Linked DNA regions of Homo sapiens: regions 2 and 3 are each linked to region 1. The links are chromatin contacts, found by Hi-C or POLR2A ChIA-PET in ENCODE. All regions are on one chromosome and are shown on one strand. Each heading gives the region's core, a stretch centred on a gene start or an enhancer-like site at or near the end of the contact. The rest is flanking DNA. Distances are from core to core; before and after follow the strand shown. Region 1 holds the start of UTP18 (UTP18 small subunit processome component). Region 2 holds the start of MMD (monocyte to macrophage differentiation associated). Region 3 holds the start of COX11 (cytochrome c oxidase copper chaperone COX11).

Evidence for each region. Hi-C counts contacts between places; a loop is a spot of excess contacts on that map. ChIA-PET counts read pairs that join two places held with the same protein, here RNA polymerase II (POLR2A). Pooled maps may share reads with other maps.
Region 2: a map of naive thymus-derived CD4-positive, alpha-beta T cell shows a loop between it and region 1 (19-fold over the local background). The contact joins the promoter of MMD here to the promoter of UTP18 in region 1. A Hi-C loop is called at or near these places in 1 of 168 maps with a recorded cell type or tissue (naive thymus-derived CD4-positive, alpha-beta T cell), 4 of 37 single-sample maps with no recorded cell type and 11 of 50 pooled maps. POLR2A ChIA-PET finds 5 or more read pairs at or near these places in 2 of 52 experiments (OCI-LY7 and PC-3).
Region 3: a pooled map shows a loop between it and region 1 (22-fold over the local background). The contact joins the promoter of COX11 here to the promoter of UTP18 in region 1. A Hi-C loop is called at or near these places in 2 of 37 single-sample maps with no recorded cell type and 12 of 50 pooled maps. POLR2A ChIA-PET finds 5 or more read pairs at or near these places in 1 of 52 experiments (GM12878).

The regions. Positions count from the first base shown.
Region 1 is chr17:51,258,950-51,262,352 of GRCh38, reverse strand. It overlaps UTP18 (UTP18 small subunit processome component), which reads right to left and starts at 1,807. Exons shown (of 14, transcript NM_016001.3): 1 at 1,427-1,807. The coding sequence starts at 1,768. It overlaps MBTD1 (mbt domain containing 1), which reads left to right and starts at 2,304. Exons shown (of 17, transcript NM_017643.3): 1 at 2,304-2,518; 2 at 3,147-3,210. RefSeq lists an enhancer at 737-786 and silencers at 1,257-1,446, 1,797-1,906, 2,247-2,566.
Region 2 is chr17:55,420,038-55,423,440 of GRCh38, reverse strand. MMD (monocyte to macrophage differentiation associated) reads left to right here and starts at 1,606. Exons shown (of 7, transcript NM_012329.3): 1 at 1,606-1,771. The coding sequence starts at 1,746. RefSeq lists a silencer at 1,206-1,665.
Region 3 is chr17:54,966,859-54,970,261 of GRCh38, reverse strand. It overlaps COX11 (cytochrome c oxidase copper chaperone COX11), which reads left to right and starts at 1,608. Exons shown (of 4, transcript NM_004375.5): 1 at 1,608-1,981. The coding sequence starts at 1,616. It overlaps STXBP4 (syntaxin binding protein 4), which reads right to left and starts at 1,497. Exons shown (of 18, transcript NM_178509.6): 1 at 1,447-1,497. RefSeq lists enhancers at 1,180-1,229, 1,310-1,409, 640-1,588, 1,590-1,669, 1,680-1,739 and 1 more.

The DNA.
Region 1 (3,403 bases), core at 558-3,057:
CAGCACTTTGGGAGGCCGAGGCGGGCGGATCACGAGGTCAGGAGTTTGAGACCAGCCTGGCGAAGATGGTGAAACCCCGTTTCTACTAAAGATACAAAAAAAAATTAGCCAGGCGTGGTGGCGCACGCCTGTAATGCCAGCTACTCCAGAGGCTGAGGCAGGAGAATCGCTTGAACCCAGGAAGTGGAGGTTGCAGTGAGCCGAGATGGCGCCACTGCACTCCAGCCTGGGCGACAGGGCGAGTCTAAAAAAAAAAAAAAATCTAAACCTAGACCACAGAATATCCCTTGAAGTGAGTTTGAGCTTCCCAAAACCAATGATAGAAATGTCCAAGTGGTTTCTACTTGCTCTACTACTAGTCTAATAGCCTTCAAACCCAACAGCTCCCACCTCCGTACACTGTTCCTTTTCCAGACGACAAAACCGTCGCACAGTTCAGCATGTTTCCAGTAATAGTTCTGTACTTCCCAAAAAGATTGCTGCCACTTCTCCTACAAGCACCCGAAGGCGGCTCTGGTAAGCAGCTGACATTAACTAGGTCAGCATTTGTGTAATAAACATGGCCTGGGTAATTCTCGGTGAGCTTTCCTCTGCCCCCTTTATCTAAAATTTCACAGGCCTCTACACACGCCCATCTCCCTTTCCCGAATGTCCTTTTTTCTCTTCAGCACTTGTCACCAACAAACCTGAAGTTTACTCGTTTATCTCCTCTATCTTGTCTCTGCCACTAGCACACAAGCGCCAAAAGGCAGGGATTTTTGTCAGTTTTGTCCATTGCTGTGTCTCCTCCAGTGCCTAGAACAATGTCCGGGACTCTCTCAAGAAAAGCCTGGTATAGAATTTAAAGGGATAGCAAAATGTGTGCAAAAAGTATGATCAATCACGCAGGGTTTGCCATTGCCAGAAAGGGTATCTGGCAACTAACAGGTTCACCAATATTTGCTAAATGAACGGAATACACGATCATTCTCAAAACATGGTGGGTCTCATAGTCACATGGGGACATAGTTACAACGGAGATGCCCAGGCCCGTGCCCACGAATTGATTCCATCAACGAAATCGAATTCCTGAATCACAAGGAACTGAGGCAGGTGATCAAAAGACCACCCTCAGTTTGGGAAGAGGCTAGCGGAGTCGAGCAGCAGCGAAAGATGCTCACGACCACAGTTCGCAAAGCAGATACCCGAGCAGCGGCGCCTCCAGGGGCGGAGAAAGACGCGGTCCCCGCCCTCCAGGCACTTTCAGTCTGGAGCAGGGAGGCGAGGGACCCGCAGCTGCGACCCTCCGCGCCCGCGTTCTCGGGCTCCCTCCCACCTGAGCGCTCCCCGCCGCCGCAGGTCGCCCAGGCTCCGCCCCCCGGAGCTTCACCGCCCACCGCGCGCCCCGCCCGAGTGCGCCCAGCCCGCGCGCCGCGGCCTCCCTCACCCTCGGGCCTCGCAGACGCCGCAGCAACGCGTCCTCGTCGTTCTCGACGTCGCCGAAGACCAGCTCCTCCAAGCACCGCTCCACGGCCGGTTTGTCCTCCTCCAGCCTCAGGCGGTTCCGCTGCCGGAGCCGTCTCTCTTCCTCCGCCGCCGCGACTGCAATCGCAGCGGCCGCCGCGCTCGGCCGGGCCGGCGGTTTCCGCTGGGATGAAGGGGCAGGCTTTTGGGGAGGCCCGCCTGGCCCCGCTCCGGCTTTCCAGTCCGGCCTCATTCCGGGCTTCCGCTTCGGCTTCGCTCCGGTTCTCCGGTCCAGTTTCATTCGTCTCCTCCGCTCCGGCGGCATCGTTAGGTTTGAGGAGAAACGCAGGCGCTCACGTGGAACCTCGCTGCGCATGCGCCCAGGCCCCTCGCGGGCCGCCGCCGCCGAAGCCCCGGGGGCCGGAAGGAGCCTGCGCAGCCTCTTGCCACGTGACCAGCACTCCCTCCCTCTACGTAACTCCCGCTCCCCTACCCAGCCCCGCCCCGTGTGGGAGTTCCTCCGGGAGGGCCAATCTTCCGGGTGTAGGGGGAAGCGGCGTGACTGGAGTGGAAAATTTTTCCAACACAATTTCGCAGCTGCAACATATTGAAAGGAGCGCAAGAAACCCCGACTATACACTGGGACGGCTGAATGGAACTTCTGCTTTTCCTCTTGGCTGTAACCACTTGACTTGACACAAGCCCCAATACGCTTTCCACCCTTCGTCTTGGTACGGTCCTTGGAGTACGGAGCCTGCAGAGGGTCCCACGGTGGAAGCGAGAGAGGAGGGTATGTAGGGAAGTGGGCCAATCGGGGCGCGGGTCACGGCGCAGGCGCGCTGGGGAGGGAGGGCTATGCTAATGTTGTTGATATCCTGGGGCCACCCGAGTTAAAGGGGGGAAATCCGGGGGCTGCTGCACCCGCCACCGGTCTGGGCCCAGCCGGGGGCCCCCTGTAGTCGCCGCAGTCCCGGGGAGAGGCACCTGCCCCCAGCCCGGGGAGGGGGCGCCGCGGGCTCGGGGAGCACGGACAACCCCTACCCATGAGGCCCTGATGGAAAACACAAAGGATCTGGTGAGAGCCGAGCGCGGCAGCCGCTTTGTGTGCCAGGTGGGGGGGACGCCTGCAGCTCTCCGACCCCAGGAACCCCGCAGCTCCCTGACCCCGCTCCCTGGCCTGCTTCTCCATCCCACGCCCTCTCAACCTCCGGAGCCCCCCTCCCCCTTCCAGCCGTTAAACGATTCAGGGGTTCCCCTCCCCCCACCCCGTCAGCCTTGGACTCGTTGGGGTTCTCTCCATCTCCTCCACCCTTTGGAAGAAAAATTCGAGAAGAAAGTTTTTCTCTGCGTCCTGCCCCCGCCCCCTGCTCTGGCTAGGGGGGAAAGGCTGGATCCGAGACTTTTCCTTTTTTAGCCACCCAGGGTGGGAGAGTGGAGTAGTCCTCTCTTCTTGGCGGGGAGGGGGAGCACAGTTTCGTTGCTTTGCAGGGGAAGGTGTCTATCTGCCTTGGGGGCAGTGCCGCGAGGCGGTTTGCACGTGGAGGTGGAAATATTGAAAGGGGGCGGGGTGGGCACGTGCGGGAGAGGTGGGAGTGGTGTTTGGGAAGCAGCCTCCAAGGCTGCATATTTAAAAGGGTTTCAAGTCGGTGGACTTCTGTGACCATTGCGTTCTCCTTTGTGAAATAAGAATCCTAACATTTCAGAGTCGGAAGAGACATTAGAGGTCATCCAAAGCAGCCGTCCCCTCTGCAGCCTCTCTGACAAGTGGTAGGTAGTCTGAACCCTGCTTACACCCCTAAAAGCACTGAGAGCTCACTACTGCCCAGGAAAGCCCATATTTCAGTAGTTCTAATTGTTGTCTGCCTACCCTTATTAGACCCTTCAGTCTCATTCATGTCCTGGTTAAGTTGCTCCTTTTTTTACTTCTCAAATTTTCTCTCACATCCTCCTCACCCACCCA
Region 2 (3,403 bases), core at 357-2,856, 4.2 Mb before region 1:
TTTTAGAGAAGTGTATTGCTTTAAAACAGGGAGAGATAGTCTGACGTACTGAAAGGAGGTGGGTCTTTAAAGTTAGCGAAAGGTAGGTAGGAGCCTTACTTTTGCCTTTGGCAAGTTTATTGACCACTATAAGCCTCAGCCTTATCTGTAAAATAAGTTGGATAATGCCCATCTGGAGGAGCTCTTGGGAAGATTGAAGCATGGAAAGCACCTCTCTGGAAGGTTCAAGGAAAGGGAACTAGAATTATGGGTGACAGAATTCCCTGGCTTTCCAATGCTTTACTGTAGGTCGAATGAGCACTCCTAGCAGGCTGGCCTCATGCCACTTCAGAGTCTCTAGCCTGCAGGCTGGGGGCTGGGTATGGACACGATACCTGGAAGGGAACACATATAACTTCCATCAGTGATCCTGGAAAGGCTCGACAAATCACCCATTCATTCATTCTGTGTGTATGTGTGTGTGTGTGAGAGAGAGAGAGAGAGACAGAGTCTCACTCTGTCACCCAGGCTGGAATGCAGTGGTGCAATCTCGGCTCACTGCAACCTCTATCTCCCAAGTTCAAGTGATTCTCCCATCTCAGCCCCCCGAGTAGCTGGGATTACAGGAGCCCGCCACCACTCCCGGCTAATTTTTGTATTTTTAGTAGAGACAAGGTTTCACCAAGTTGGCCAGGCTGGTCTCGAACTCCTGACCTCAGGTGATCCGCCCACCTTGGCTTCCCAAAGTGCTGGGATTACAGGCATGAACCACAGCACCTGGCCCATTCATTCATTTTTATTTGAACTTCTCTTCCAGGAAGCCCTCTGAGTTTAGGTTTAGCGACAGGACCCTGATTCAAGTCAACTCGTTTATTTGAAAGCTGCCTGGATAAAAATAAAATAAAATAAAAAATAAACTGGAGGATAACATAAAAGGATCCTTGCAGAGGATTCCTCCTTTTGTGGATCTCACTGAATCTCAGAGTTAGAAGACGCTCAGAGATCTCAACTCCCTCAAGGGTCAGACAAGGACAGGTTTTTCATTCTGCCCTGGATCCTCTCACAATAGCCTCGCGGGAGCTGGCCCTCAAAATGATGAAGGAATAAATGAAAGGAGGGATGGAGAAATTAATGATGAAGAAAAAATGAATGAGGTAGGGCTGCTTGTTTGCTGCTATTTTCTTCACAATGCTTTTAAGATTTCCTGGTCCATCTCCTCCTTCACCACTTCTCTCCCTCCCTCGATCTCTTCTCCAACTTGTCTCTTACAGAAGGGCGCCGCGTTCCCGCGCTCCTCCCCTTCCCCTCGCCCCGCCCCTCCCCAGCGAGGCCCCGCCTCGCTGCCCGAGCCCGGCGGGAATGAATGGCAGCGTAGCCGCCGCGCCGCTCGGGGTGCCGATTGGCTGACCGGCGCGCTGACGCGCCGGCGACCGCGGGTGCACGCAGGCGAACAGAGCCGGCGGGGGCGGAGCCGGGCTCCGGGGCGGGGCGCAGGAGCCCCGGGGCGGAGGAGCCGGGGAGGCGGGAGGCGGGAGGCGGGAGGTGTTGGGGCCGTTGAAGCGGCCTCCCTCCCGCCCCCAGCCGCCCGGTCTGGCCCCAGCCCTGTCCCGACCCCCGGCCTGGCCCACTCCGACCCTACCCGGCCGAAGGGTTCCGCTGGACACGCAGGCGGCCTCCGGAGCAGCCCAAGCCCATGAGGGCCGCGCGCCCGGCCGCCGGTGCTGACGAGACGGAGCTCCTGGCCCCCGAGGAGGAGCAGAGGATCAATGCGGTTCAAGAATCGATTCCAGCGGTGAGAGGGATGGCGTCCCGGTCCCGCTGCCCGTGTCAGAAGCGGGTTCCCAAATCCCGCCGTTAAGCGCACGGCTCCCGGCTCCTCACCTGGATTCATCCTGGGTGGATCCCGCACCTTGGCCAGGGATCAGTTCCCTGGGGATTCCCCACCCTGCTGTCCCTGGGCGATCCCCTTCCTCCAAGGATGGGAGCTCCTGCCTCACCCGGGTCTCCCCTCGCGATCTGCGGACCTCAGATGGATTCCCGGCCCCGGGACTCCAAGCCTGTCCTCCTTCCCGGGGATCCCTTTGCTCCTGGGGCTCACCCTCCCGACCCCCATACAGGCTGGGCTCTGGCTCTCTCTGGGAACCCGAACCCCAGCCCCGGGCACCGCCCCCGAGTCCTCCGACCTGGCTTTGGCCTCCATCCCTTTACCTCCAGGGTGGGGGTCTCCCGGGGCGCGCGGAACGGGGTGGCGCCCTGCGGAGAGATTTGTCGTAAAGCGGGGTGCTAGGCATTTTGGGTGCTTTGTGAACGGCCCTAGCAACAGGGAAACTGAGGCACGCTCCGCCAGCTTAGCCCTGCCTGGCCGTGTAGGGGCCTTGCTGGTTCTCCAGCTGAACGTCCCAGGGCGGTGCTATTTTTGGGCTCTGCGAAGGGGCATGTTAGCTTTCGGGTGGCGAGACCTGCTGTGGAGGCGCCGGTGTTAGGAAACGAGGAGGAGGAACCGTGGAGGCGCCACCGGAAGGCTGGCCGACTGCTCATTCACTGTAGAGCTGGTGGAAATGCCGGGCTGGGGGGCGCCGTGGCCTTACTCCCCTCTGGGGCTCCACCGTCTAACAATGGATGGAGGTTAGCCCATGACTCTGAGAGGAACTCCGGGCTTTTCTTTTCTGTTTAAGTGGGTGAAAGTTCACCTCTCCAGGGCATATGGTAACTGCATCCCTTTGTGTGAATTCCCGGACCTTCACCACCAGCATGTTTGCTGGGGGTGCAGTGACAGGGGAAATTTTAAGAAATGCATGAAATCTTCCAAGAAGGTTGTTGAGTTTTTAGACACTACCTTTTATTTCAGAATTTTAAAGTACACATTTTTTTTTTCTTTCCAATCTCCATGCCCTCACTGCCCTCTCACCCATCTCATTCCTCCCCCAGTCCCAAAGGGTAAAGGAGGCAACAAATGCACAGAAGAGTTGCCATGGTCTGGGCCACCAGGAAGGGGATCAGCTTGAAGACTTGGATTGACTTCTGAATATATTGCTTATCAGTCAGGGTGTTGAATGCTTGGCACTGTTCCCCCAGTGGAACTTCATACCGGTGTGTCTAAGGGCAAAATGGAACCGTAGTGTTCTGACTTTAGAACCTGATGTCAGAAATGAAGACCGGAGGGGCTTTTAGAGAGAATGTAACATGCACTCCAGTCATGATCAGTGAAGCCCTGTGCATGCGGTTTGATTTGGTTTTACTTCTCTACACGTCTGTGCTCTTCCTGTTTTCAGAGAACAGTGGCAATATTCTGTGAAATTGCCCCTTCCTTGTTTGATTAAGAGTTTGTCATTCTTACCTATACCTTTGGATCCTCTAAAAAGAAAAAAAACAAACAAACCCTGTTCAATTATTTGTTGCACAAACGTTAAAACTGTTAAAACAA
Region 3 (3,403 bases), core at 359-2,858, 3.7 Mb before region 1:
CATTCCAATAGCTTCCTATTACTTTTAGAATAAAATCCAAACCCTTGGACATGGCTTAAAAGGCTGGTATTACCAGGCCTTTGTTACCTGTTCTGACCCCATTTCCTACCACTTTCCACTCTGCTATGTTGGGAACACAGTGGCCTTCTTTCTGTTCTTCAATCATTCTATCTCTTTCCTTCCCCTGGGCCTTTGCTTGGCCTGGAATTGTTATTGAGTAGGTAGCTCCTTATCATCGTTCAGATCTAAACTCAAATGTCACCTCTTCAAAACGTCCTTACTTTACTACCGCTTCTCATGACTGTCAATCATACTATGTTATTACATTGTCTTCACTGCACTGATTGTTATCTGAAATTCCCTTATTTCGGTAACTGTTACTTGATTATTTTCTGAGTCCCTCAGCAGAAAGGACACTCCATCACTGAAGTGATCTCCCGACTTGTTCTGTGCTATAGTGCCAGCAGGTCGATTGGTGTCAGGCCCACAGTTGAGAGGGCAATAAATAAATAAAATGTCGAATGACTAGTTAAAATTTCTCAGGCCTCCAAGTTCCTCATCCACATAGTGGGGATAATTATACCTGCTCTGGCCATTAGAAATGGCCACGTAGCAAGTAGAAATACAGCCTAACTTTTAACTACATTCTTACTATGCCTCAGTCATCATGAAAGACGTTATATGAATATTATTCATTTACTGTTCTGATTTCCATTTTACAAGTAAGGACACCAGGTCTTAGAGGACAAGTAACTGACCTAAGGGCACAGGGCCATGGTGAGGACCCGGGTAAAAATCCAGAACCCCCTAACCTCAGAACCTGAGCTCTTAACTGCTATTTTATAGTTTCTAGAAAGATGCTTCCTTCTAACACAGTAAAATCCGCTATGCTGTCTGCCCCCCTCGAGTTCGTCCTGTGGGACAACTGAAGAAAGCTATTACATCCTCCCACGGGGTTCGTTTCTTTCAGTCTCTCCTTAAATGGCCCTCCTATCCTGGTCACTCTCTCCAGAACAAACTTCAGCGTGACAGCCTCCCTCCTGCTCCAGCTGTGGTGCTTTCCACTGGGCAAGTTGTAAGGGGCATCAGAGCAGGGGAAGCCGACTGCCCACGGGCTGAGAAAATGCAGGTGTCGTGGGTGCCCATGAGGGCTGCGGTTAACACAGCAAGGCTTCCTGAGAGAGGTGATACTTGAACTAAGTCCAGGGCAGTGAGCACAGGAGCCAGCGGCCAAGGGACCCCAGGAGAAAAGACCGCGGGAGAGCGTCGCCGGGGCTGCCGGGTCGAGACAAAGGCTGGTGGAGTTTAAATAAAGATCACAGGCGCAACCCCAAGTGATGGCAAGCTTGCACGCGGACGGGCGAAACGCATTTTCCTAAATGTTAAGAGACGTTCTGGCGAGAAGCGAAGTGGGAGTAACAGTCACAAAGCAAAACGCAAACTTACCCGTAATCTGGCAACCCGGCCTCCGTAGCCCGACTGCAAGCGCTGCCACCTGAGGAGCCTGGTAGCCAAGGCAGCGGCAGGCTCAACCCAGATCTCGCGAGACGGAGCACGCCTCGCGAGATTTGACCTCTCGTCCCTGAGAGGCGGGTGGGTGTTAGTTCAGAGGGTTATGGGAGGGCTCTGGCGTCCTGGATGGAGGTGCGTTCCTTTCTGTGGCTGGCGCTGGATCCACCCTGGGTCTCCAACCAGGGCTGCAGAGAGGGTAGAGCCGTTTCTTAGGCCAGAGTGGAGTGGGACAGGAGGTGCCGAGAGAGGACTGAGGTGGCTTGGGACATGGAAGCGCTGCAGCCTTCGAGCCCGGCATCCAGCATTGCAGCCGCCGCGGCGGCCTAAGAGCTCGAACCCTTTCACACGCGCGCAGGAGGAGGAGCGGCGGCGGCAGAACAAGACGACCCTCACTTACGTGGCCGCTGTCGCCGTGGGCATGCTGGGGGCGTCCTACGCTGCCGTACCCCTTTATCGGCTCTATTGCCAGGTAGGGGCCGGCGCCGCCCGCAGGGTGGCGCAGACGCGAGAGGTGGGGGTGCAAGACAAATCCCGGGACAAGCCCTCGCTCTGCGGGTCGTAGGTGGAAGAGGTTTCCGATATTATCTACCTAAGAGGAGAGAGGTTCAAAACAGTCACTTAACACCCAAAGTCACCAAAGAAATTGGTGACAAAACTGCAAGTAGCATCCAGTTCTTAGTGATTGTGCTTATACCATGCTGCAGAGTGAAACCCCTGATCTATGAACTGCACCTCGCCAAAAAAAAAAAAAAAGGTCCGCAGCCTCTAACCGGGTATCTAGCAGTCTGCCTTACCCTCCTGCGCACACACGCTTTTAAAATGTATTATTCATACATTCACTCTGCAAACCACATGTGGTTTATGTGCCAAGGGTAACTCTGGAAATTGGACTACTCGTGTTTCTTGGGCTTAAACTGGGATTAGCAGTTCCTCCGTACAAAGAGGCATGAATTAGGCCTTTGAGGCTCTCTCGCCCCACCCCTGTTAATATATAACTGTAATGTACTTAACCTGGAAACTGTTAAGTACATTGCAACGGTTCTGGGAGTGTGGCGCCCAGGACCGGCAGCATCAGCATCACCCGGGAACCTGTTAAAAGTGCAAATTCTAGGGCCCGACTCCAGGACTGAGTCAGAAACACGGGGTGGGGGGGTGGGGCGGGGAGAAGAAGGGGAGTGGGACCAGCACTCTATATTTTAGTTAAGTCCTGTAGTTGATTTTGAGGGCAAGTTTTGAGAACCACAGGCAAAGACAAGTTTCACGTATTTTAGAGATTTCTCCTTTGTTCTTAGCTAATAATTTGCAGCTTTGGCTGGCCATTAGGATCACCTATGGAGCTTAACGTTAAATACACGTTCCAGGGATCCCCTACCCCAGAGATTCTGGTTAGGAAGTCTAGGGTAGGGACAGGAATTTCGGTTTAAAAATCATGCCACAAGTGATTCAGTAAGTGTTTAAGATAGTGGCTCCCAAAATTCATTGTACAGCAACATTGGGAATCACCTGGACAGCTTCTAAAAATCCACACACATTACCCATTTTATCACAAGGCCACAGTGGGAACCAGGCATCAGTAATTGTCAAGTATGTTTTAGGTGATTCCAGCGTGCAGGAAAGTTTGGGAATTGTTTTTTTAACACCATGACTGGTATTCTTAGCTGGAGTTCACTCTTTCCGTGTGTGTGTGTGTGTGTGTGTGTGTGTGTGCGCGCGCGCGCACGTTTATTTATTTAAATTTGTAGAGACGAGGTCTCCCTATGTTGCTCAGGCTGGTCTCAACTCCTGGGCTCAAGTGACCCTCCTGCCTTGGCCTCCCAAAGTGCTGGGATTACAGGCGTGAGCCACCATGCCCGTGGAAATCAATTTACCTTTCTTTTAGATGATGAAGCAG